Linked DNA regions of Homo sapiens: region 1 is linked to region 2. A link is an interaction called in ENCODE POLR2A ChIA-PET data of the cell type or tissue named here. Cell type or tissue: endothelial cell of umbilical vein. All regions are shown on one strand. Links, peaks and the distances in the headings refer to the core of each region. The heading gives the core; the rest is flanking DNA.

Region 1 (4,395 bases), core at 299-4,298, 98 kb after region 2:
ATTATAGGGATGAGCCACTGCACCCGGCCTGGTAGTTCTATTTTTAATTTTTTGAAGAAACTTCATGCTGTTTTCCACAGTGGCTGCACCATTTCGCAATCTCATTAACAGGGTAGAAAGTTCCAATTTCTCTACGAACTCACCAACACTTGTCTTTTGTTTTTTTGATAATAGTTATCCTAACAGGTATAAGATGATATCTCACTTTTGGTTTGATTTGCATTCCCTCGATGATTAGTGACATTGAGCGTCTTTTCATATGGTTGTTGGCTATTTGTATATCGTCTTTGGAGAAATGTCTATGCAAGTCCTTAGTACATTTTTATTACTATTATTGTTTTTTGAGACGGAATTTTGCTCTTGTTTCCCAGGCTGGAGTGCAATGGCGCAATCTTGGCTCACTGCAACCTCTGCCTCCGGGGTTGAAGTGATTCTCCTGCCTCAGCCTCCAGAGCAGCTGGGATTACAGGCATGCGCCACCACGCCCAACTAATTTTGTATTTTTAGTAGAGACGGGTTTTCTCCATGTTGGTCAGGCTGGTCTCAAACTCCCGATCTCAGGTGATCTGCCCGCCTCAGCCTCCCAAAGTGCTAGGATTACAGGTGTGAGACACCACACCGGGCCCATTTTTATTTTTAACCAGGTTTTTGTTTTTATTTGTTTTGATTAACTACTGAATTGTAAGAGTTATGTATCTTGGAAATTAACCCCTTATCAGATATATGGTTTGCAAATTTGTTTTCCCATTTAATAGGTTGCTTTTTTTTTTTTTTTTTGCTGTGCAGAAGGCCTATAATACCAGCACTTCGGGAGGCCGAGGTGGGTGGATCATCTGAGGTCGGGAGTTTGAGACCAACCTGACCAACATGGAGAAACTCTGTATCTACTAAAAATACAAAATTAGCTGGGTATGGTGGCACATGTCTGAGGCAGGAGAATCACTTGAACCCGTGAGGTGGAGGTTGCGGTGAGCCAAGATTGCACCATTGCACTTCTGCCAGGGCAACAAGAACGAAACTCCATCTCAAAAAAAAACAAACAAACAAAGAAAAAGAAACTCTTTTGTTTGATGTAATCCCATTTTTCTATTTTTGCTATTTTGGGCTATGATTTTGATGTCATAGTAATTAAATCATTGCCAAGACCAATGTCCTAAAGCTTTCCTCCCAGAGTTTTATATTTGCAGATCTTAGATTTAAGTCATTAATCCATTTTAGTTAATTTTTGTGAATGGTGTAAACAAGGGTCTAATTTCATTCTTTTTCATGTGAATATCTAGTTTTCTCAACATCATTTGTTGAAGAGATCGTTTTTTTCCCATTGTGTGTTCTTGGCAACTTTGTTAAAGATCAGTTGGCCATATATTTATGGATTAATCTCTGGACTCTCTATTCTGTTATTTTGGTTTATATACCTGTCTTTATGCTAGTACCAGACTGTTTTAATAACTGTAGCTCTGTAGTATATGCTGAAATCAGGAAGTGTGATGTCTTCAGCTTTGTTGTTCTTTCTCAAGATTGACTTGGTGACTTTGGGTTCTTTGTAGTTTCATATGAGTTTTATATGAATTTTATGGTCTTTTTTTCTGTTTCATAAAAACTGCCAGATAGATTTGGATACGGATTGCATTAATTGTACATCACTGAAAATTTTAACAAACATTAACAACATTTCACCTTCATGATTAAGTTTAATTCTTTTTTAAGGGGGAGGGGTGCTACTATAAATGGGATTGTCCTTTAATTTTTCTTTTTATGTAGTTTATTGTTTATTATTTCATGTAGTTTATTGTTACTGTATAGTAATGCAAGTGATTTCTGAATGTTGATTTTATATTCTGCAAATATATTGAATTTTTTCATTAGTATTAACACTTCTTTTTAATGGAGTCTTTAGGAGTGTCTCTATAAAAAGTCATGTTATCTTCAAACAGGCTCAATTTTACTTCTTCCTTTCCAATTTGGATGCTTTTGATGGTGTTGTTTTTTTCTTATGTTGAGACAGGGTCTTGCTTGAACTCAGTCTTCAGGTTGACTGATAATGCATGATTCAAATCACATGATTGGTATTTCTGACGAGGTTATGGGGTGTGGCCAGCCTCATCTTAAAAAAAAATACACTATACCCAAGCGGGGTGGTGGGCACTTATAGTCCTAGCTACTTGAGAAGCGGAGGCAGGAGGATCCCTTCAGCCTAGGAGCTTGAATCCAGCCTGGGCAACATAGTGAAATGCTATCTCTTAAAACAAACAAAACACTACTGTTAGGTGGTCCAGCTTTTCATTACACAGGAAGAGATGGGCTCGTCCTCAGAAACTAATCTAGAATGACATCTGACAAAGAACAGAACATAAATAATTCTGCTTTTCTAGGAAACTAATAACAGAAACCAATAGCCTGTTCTGAGGAGAACTGGGTGGCTAGGATATAAGAAAAATGGTAAGCTTTACACAAAAAATATTTTAAACCATGCATATTATCTATGCAAAATTTTAAAGAATTAACAAACTATTACATGAAATACAGTTTAGAAATGACAAGAGATGGAAAAGACTATATTTATGCTCTGGATAAAATCACTTAGGGGAGCATTTTAAGGATACAGATCTTCTCAGTTTATACCAGAAATAGAAATGGAAATAGGGGTGAACAAAAGTAAACAAACAATAAAGAAATCCAGAAGATCAAAATGGAAAAAAAAAAAAAGAGGGAGAAAGAAAATTTTTCTACTATTGAAATTATATTCCATAAATAATCTAAAAAATTATTGGACTCTGGCCGGGCACGGTGGCTCACACCTGTAATCCCAGCACTTTGGGAGGCCGAGACGGGCAGATCACAAGGTCAGGAGATCGAGACCATCCTGACACGGTGAAACCCCGTCTCTACTAAAAATACAAAAAATTATCCGGGCGTGGTGGTGGGCACCTGTAGTCCCAGCTACTCGGGAGGCTGAGGCAGGAGAATGGTGTAAACCCGGGGGGCAGAGCTTGCAGTGAGCCGAGATCGCACCACTGCACTCCAGCCTGGGTGACAGAGAGACACTCTGTCTCAAAAAAAAAAATTATTGGATTCATTTTCACATGAAGATAAAAATTTTAAAAGTAGAATACTTAGCCCCTTTTGGTGGTGGTGTGATATCTCACAGTAGATGTTACCCAACATGGGGACTAAAACAAACTCATTTCAAATTCTAGTTGTTAGCCAAGCATATATATCAATCTTTCATTTGGCAGGAGTATATGCCAAATCTAGGAGAACCTTGGAGTTTTTAATGCTTAAAATTTCCAATATTCTCATCTGGAATAACCAAAAAGAGATACATTTTACATTTTTTTCCCCTTCTCATCATCCACATCCAAATCACCTTATTTTTTCCTCCTTTCCTTTCTATTCTTCTTATCTCTCCCCATAGTTCTGACTTTACTCCGCTGTACTGTTTTGACCTTCTAAGAATATTTTTGAGCATCTACTAAGTATCATTACATTGGACTAATTATTTGAAAGGTTTTTTTTTGTTTTGTTTTGTTTTTGTTTTTGTTTTGAGACAGAGTCTCACTCTGTCACCCAGGCTGGGGTGCAGTGGTCCGCTCTCAGCTCACTGCAACCTCTGGCTGCCGGCTTCAAGCGATTCTCCTGCCTCAGCGTCCCGAGTAGCTTGGACTACAGGCACACGCCACCATGCCCAGCTAATTTTTGTATTTTTTTTTTTTTTTAAGTAGAGATGGGGTTTCACCATGTTGGCCAGGATGGTCTTGATCTCTTGACCTTGTGATCCACCCGCCTCAGCCTCCCAAAGTGCTGGGATTACAGATGTGAGCCACTGCACTCAGAAAATCATAAGCGTTTTTAAGATGCTTTTCAGATCCTGAATTCCAGCAGAAAGGCCAACACCAACTAGCGCTGACATTCATAAAGGAACTGAATCAGTGTGAAAATGCAGTTTCAGGCAGAGCACAGTGGTGCACACCTGTAATCCCAGCACTTTGGGAGGCCAAAATTGGAAGATCACTTGAGGCCAGGAGTTCAAGATCAGCCTGGGCAACATAGGGAGACTCTCTCTCTAACAATGACAGCAACAATTTTTTAATTTTACAAAAAAGGGCCAGGTGCGGTGGCTCATGCTTGTAATCCCAGCACTTTGGGAGGCCAAAGTGGATGGATCACTCGCGGTCAGGAGTTTGAGACCAGCCTGGGCAACATGGTGAAACCCCGTCTGTACTAAAAATACAAAAATTAGCTAGGCGTGGTGGCCATGGTGCCACATGCCTGTAATTCTAGCTACTCAGGAGGCTGAAGCAGAAGAATCACTTGAACCTGGGAAGCAGAGGTTGCAGTGAGCCAAGATGGTGCCGCTGCACTCCAGCCTGGACAACAGAGTGAGACTCCTTCTAA
Region 2 (4,395 bases), core at 189-4,188:
GTATTTGTATTAGACTGTATTTGCACTTTTAAAAATCTCTGGAAAGATAGCAGGAAATTCATGACAATGGTAGCCTGTTTAAAATGCTAGGAACTGTACTTTGACATGATAGCACGTAAGAAAAATAAATTAATTAAATTAAAAAGCTGGGAACTGGGTGGATGAGAAAGAGGAAGGTGATATTAGCTGCATTTTTTTTTCTGTACTCAAGATGTTTGAACCAAGTGAATGTGTTACTTATCATAAAAATTAAGCCAGGCAGGGTGGCATGTACCTATAATTCTAGCTACTTGGGAGTCTGAGATAGGAGTGTAGCTTGAGCCTAGGAGTTCGAGACCAGCCTGGGTAACCTAGCGAGACCTTGTCTCAAAAAACTGTTTTCAATTAATAAAATTAAATAATTTAACACATACTGTAAGCATATAGTAAAGTGGCAATAATAGTATCTGGAATGGTGAATGAAGCCAAGTTATTTATTCAAAAAATAATCCAAGAAAAAATTGTAGACATCTAATAAGCAAGGCAGGAAACCACAGGTGTCCTCCCTAAGGGTGTCTGCAGTAGTGACAAGGAGCTACTATTCTCCAACTAGGAAGGAGACTCCACTTGAAAAGCGAGAGAACAATGATTCACAGAATTACTTTGACGTGAAAGAAAGGTAAGGCAAAAAGGGTAGGAGTCTCCCTAATGGCGTCCAAGACTGGCTTTGGACAGCCTATTAAGTGAGACCTGGGAATATTATTTTATTTTTTTATTTTCTTATTTTATTTTATTTTATTTTATTTTTTATTTTATTTTATTTTATTTTGAGACGGAGTCTGGCTCTTGTCCCCTAGGCTGGAGTGCAATGGCACAATCTCGGCTCACTGCAACCTCCACCTCCCGGGTTCAAGCGATTCTCCTGCCTCAGCCTCCCAAGTGCTGGGATTACAGCATGAGCCACCGCACCCAGCCTGTGTCTAATTTTTGTTCAACCCAATGATTCTCCTAAAATTCCCAGGTCTCAGGCCGGGTGCGGTGGCTCACGCCTGTAATCCCAGCACTTTGGAAGTCCGAGGCGGGTGGATCACGCAGTCAGGAGTTCAAGACCAGCCTGGCCAAGATGGTGAAACCCCATCTCTGCTACAAATACAAACATTAGCCGGGCGTGGTGGCAGGCGCCTGTAATCCCAGCTACTCCGGAGGCTGAGACAGGAGAATCGCTTGAGCCCGGGAGGCGGAGGCAGCAGTGAGCCGTGATCGCGCCACTGCACTCCAACCTGGGCAACAAAGAGGGAAACTCTGTCTCAAAAAAAAAAAAAAAAAAAAAAAAAAAAGGAGCTATGTCTATACAGTCCAGCTTCAGTGATCCGGTGCGCAGTGTCTCACGCCTGCAATCCCAGCACTTTAGTTGGTTGAAGCGGATGGATCACTTGAGCCAGGAGTTAGAAGCTAGCCCTGGCAACATAATTAAGACACCGTCTCTACAAAAAAAAATTTAAAAATTAGCCAGCCTTTAGTCGCTTATGCTGAGGAGGGAGGATCACTTTAGCCCAGGAGTTCAAGTGAGCTGATTACGCCCTGCCCTCCAGCCTGGACTACAAAGCAAGACCCTGCCTTCTCGCCGGTGGGTGTGGGGCGAGTCGCAATAGTGGTTCCCTCCGCATAGTGATTGGAAAGGAACTTAGGGTGCTCTTGAGCTGCATGCTGGTAGGCGGGGTTTATTCGGTTTGTGGAGAATCATCCAGATGAATATTTATATGTGAGAGGTTGATTTTTTTTTAAGGAATTGGCTTATGCAACTGTGAACCTGGCTAGTAATTGCTAAATCCATAGGGCAGGCTGTCAGAAAAGGCAAGCCATCGGAAAGGACAGGCTGGAAACAATATAGAAAATCAATGAAACCAAAAGTTGGTTCTTTGAAAAGTTCACCAAAATTGACAAACATTTAGCTAAATGAACCAAGAAAAAAGAAGAGCGGGCCGGGCGCGGTGGCTCATGCCTGTAACTGTAGCACTTTCGGAGGCCGAAGTGGGCAGATCACCTGAGGTCAGGAGTTCGAGACCAGCCTGGCCAACATGGCGAGAGCCCCGTCTCTACTAAAAATACAAAAGTTAGCCTAGCGTTGTGGCGGCGCCTGTAATCCCAGCTACTCAGGAGACTGAGGCAGGAGAATCGTCTGAACCCAGGAGGCGGAGGTTGCAGTGAGCCGAAATGGCACCACCGAAGTCTGGGCAATAGAGTGAGACTCTGTCTCAAAAAACAAACAAACAAATAAACAAGAGAGGAGACGCAGAAGACTAAAATCAGAAATGAAAGTGGAGGCGTCCGCTCCACCTACGCTGAGCCCGAGGCGGGAAGCTCTGGACACAGCCATTGACTGGCTGGCTGGGGCGCAGCTTGATGGCGTCAGGCTGACGAGCCGCAGTCCCTACGGCTGCACCTGGGCGAAGGCCGCCTGTGTGAGAGGCCGGTGGCCCCAGCGTGCCGCGGCCTTGGAAGTGGGAAATGGAGGCAGGAGCCCTCCCTACACTTCACCATAGGCTTCCTGATTGATTCCAGCATCGTGATTACCTCCCAGATACTATTTTTTTTTAATTTGGGTGGCTTTTCTTCATGTGCCAATTGTTTAAGAACTATGAGGTGCGTCAGTATGTTGTACAGGTGATCTTCTCTGTGACGTTTGCATTTTCTTGCACTATGTTTGAGCTCATCATCTTTGAAATCTTTGGAGTATTGAGTAGCAGCTGTCGTTATTTTTACTGGAAATTGAACCTAGGTGTAATTCTGCTGATTCTGGTTTTCATGGTGCGTTTTTAAACTGGCTATTTTATTGTGAGCAACATCCGACTACTTTTGTCTCCTCTGTCTTAGTGCATAAACAACGACTGCTTTTTTCCTGTCTCTTGTGGTTGACCTTTATCTGTTTTTTCTGGAAACTAGGAGATTCCTTTCCCATTCTCAGCCCAAAACATGGGATCTTATCCATAGAACAGCTCATCAGCTGGGTTGGTGTGATTGGAGTTACTCTCATGGCCCTCCTTTCTGGATTTGGTGCCGTCTACTGCACATACACTTTGATGTCTTATTTCCTCAGGAATGTGACTGACACAGATATTCTAGCCCTGGAACAGCGACTGCTCCAAACCATGGATATGATCATAACCACAAAGAAAAGGATGGCAATGGCACAGAGAACGATGTTCCAGAAAGGGGAGGTGCATAACAAACCATCAGGATTCTGGGGAATGATAGAAAGTATTACCACTTACTCAACAGGAAGTGGATGCTTTGGAAGAACTAAGCAGGCAGCTTTTTCTGAAAACAGCTGATCTGTACGCTACCAAGGAGAGAACAGAATACTCCAAAACCTTCAAAAGGAAATATTTCAATTTTCTGGGTTACTTTTTCTCTATTTACTGTGTTTGAAAAATTTTCATGGCACCATCAACATTGCTTTTGATCGAGTTGGGAAAATGGATCCTGTCACAAGAGGCGTTGAGATCACTGTGAATTATCTGGGAATCCAGTGTGATGTGAAATTTTGGTCCCAACACATTTCCTCCATTCTTGTTGGAATAATCATCGCCACATCCATCAGAGGATTGCTCATACCACGTTCTTTTATGCCATCTCTAGCAGTAAGTCCTCCAGTGTCAATGTCCTGCTATTAGCACAGATAATGGGCATGTACTTTGTCTCCTCTGCGCTTCTAATCTGAATGAGTATGCCTCTAGAATATGCACCATAATTACCGAAGTCCTTGGAGAACTGCAGTTCAATTTCTGTTACCATTGGTTTGATGTGATCTTCCTGGTCAGCAGTCTCTCTAGCATAGTGTTTCTCTATTTGGCTCACTAACAGGCACCAGAGAAGCATATGACACCTTGAACTTAGGGCTACTACAGACTGTTAGAGGCCAGTGGTCTCAAAATTTAGATATGAAAGGGGAAAAAAATGGAGGGGACCAGGGTCTAACATTTTATAAACAAACAAAATGCTGTGGTAGCATTTTTTACCTCTAGCATCCTCTTTCCTACTCAGGTGATACTGTGATCACGAGTAGCATCAGCTAGAACATGAGAGAGAGCAGTAACTCAAGGCAATACTCAGCAGAGAGCATCCTATGTGGACCTGAGGCTGGTGCAATGGCGGAGAGGAACCGAAAAACTAAGAGGGAAAAATACACCGGAACTCTGGGGCAAGAGATGTCTATGGTAGCTGGGCCAAACACATAGGATATCCATTTTCAGGTTCACATGGAGGTGGTCATAGCTTTCCCTTGAGATTGACTGTCATGAAAATCAGAGATTGTAATGAAAAGAATAAACAGGAAGAAAAGGAAAGAAGGAAAGAAAGGAAGGAAGGAAGGAAAAGAAGAAACATTACGAATTTACAGAAATCAAAAGGATTATA

Evidence for each region. ChIA-PET counts read pairs that join two places held together with the same protein. Peaks named below come from ENCODE experiments on the same cell type or tissue, not always from the same donor. Only the 100,000 strongest peaks of a DNase experiment are listed, where the experiment ranks them.
Region 1: POLR2A ChIA-PET joins it to region 2 with 5 read pairs; 2 of 35 experiments call an interaction of 5 or more read pairs at or near these places.

The regions. Positions count from the first base shown.
Region 1 is chr6:27,638,654-27,643,048 of GRCh38, reverse strand. No RefSeq gene overlaps it. Among named protein-coding and RNA genes, the nearest start is that of TRI-TAT2-3, 9.4 kb to the right of the region's middle. RefSeq lists an enhancer at 1-441. In endothelial cell of umbilical vein, for the core only: no CTCF peak of the experiment used is centred there; no DNase peak of the experiment used is centred there.
Region 2 is chr6:27,736,476-27,740,870 of GRCh38, reverse strand. It overlaps the pseudogene GPR89P. Among named protein-coding and RNA genes, the nearest start is that of TRT-AGT4-1, 12 kb to the right of the region's middle. RefSeq lists enhancers at 2,165-2,504, 2,515-2,634, 2,098-3,297. In endothelial cell of umbilical vein, for the core only: no CTCF peak of the experiment used is centred there; a DNase peak (open chromatin) is centred at 2,360; H3K4me3 peaks cover 683 bases.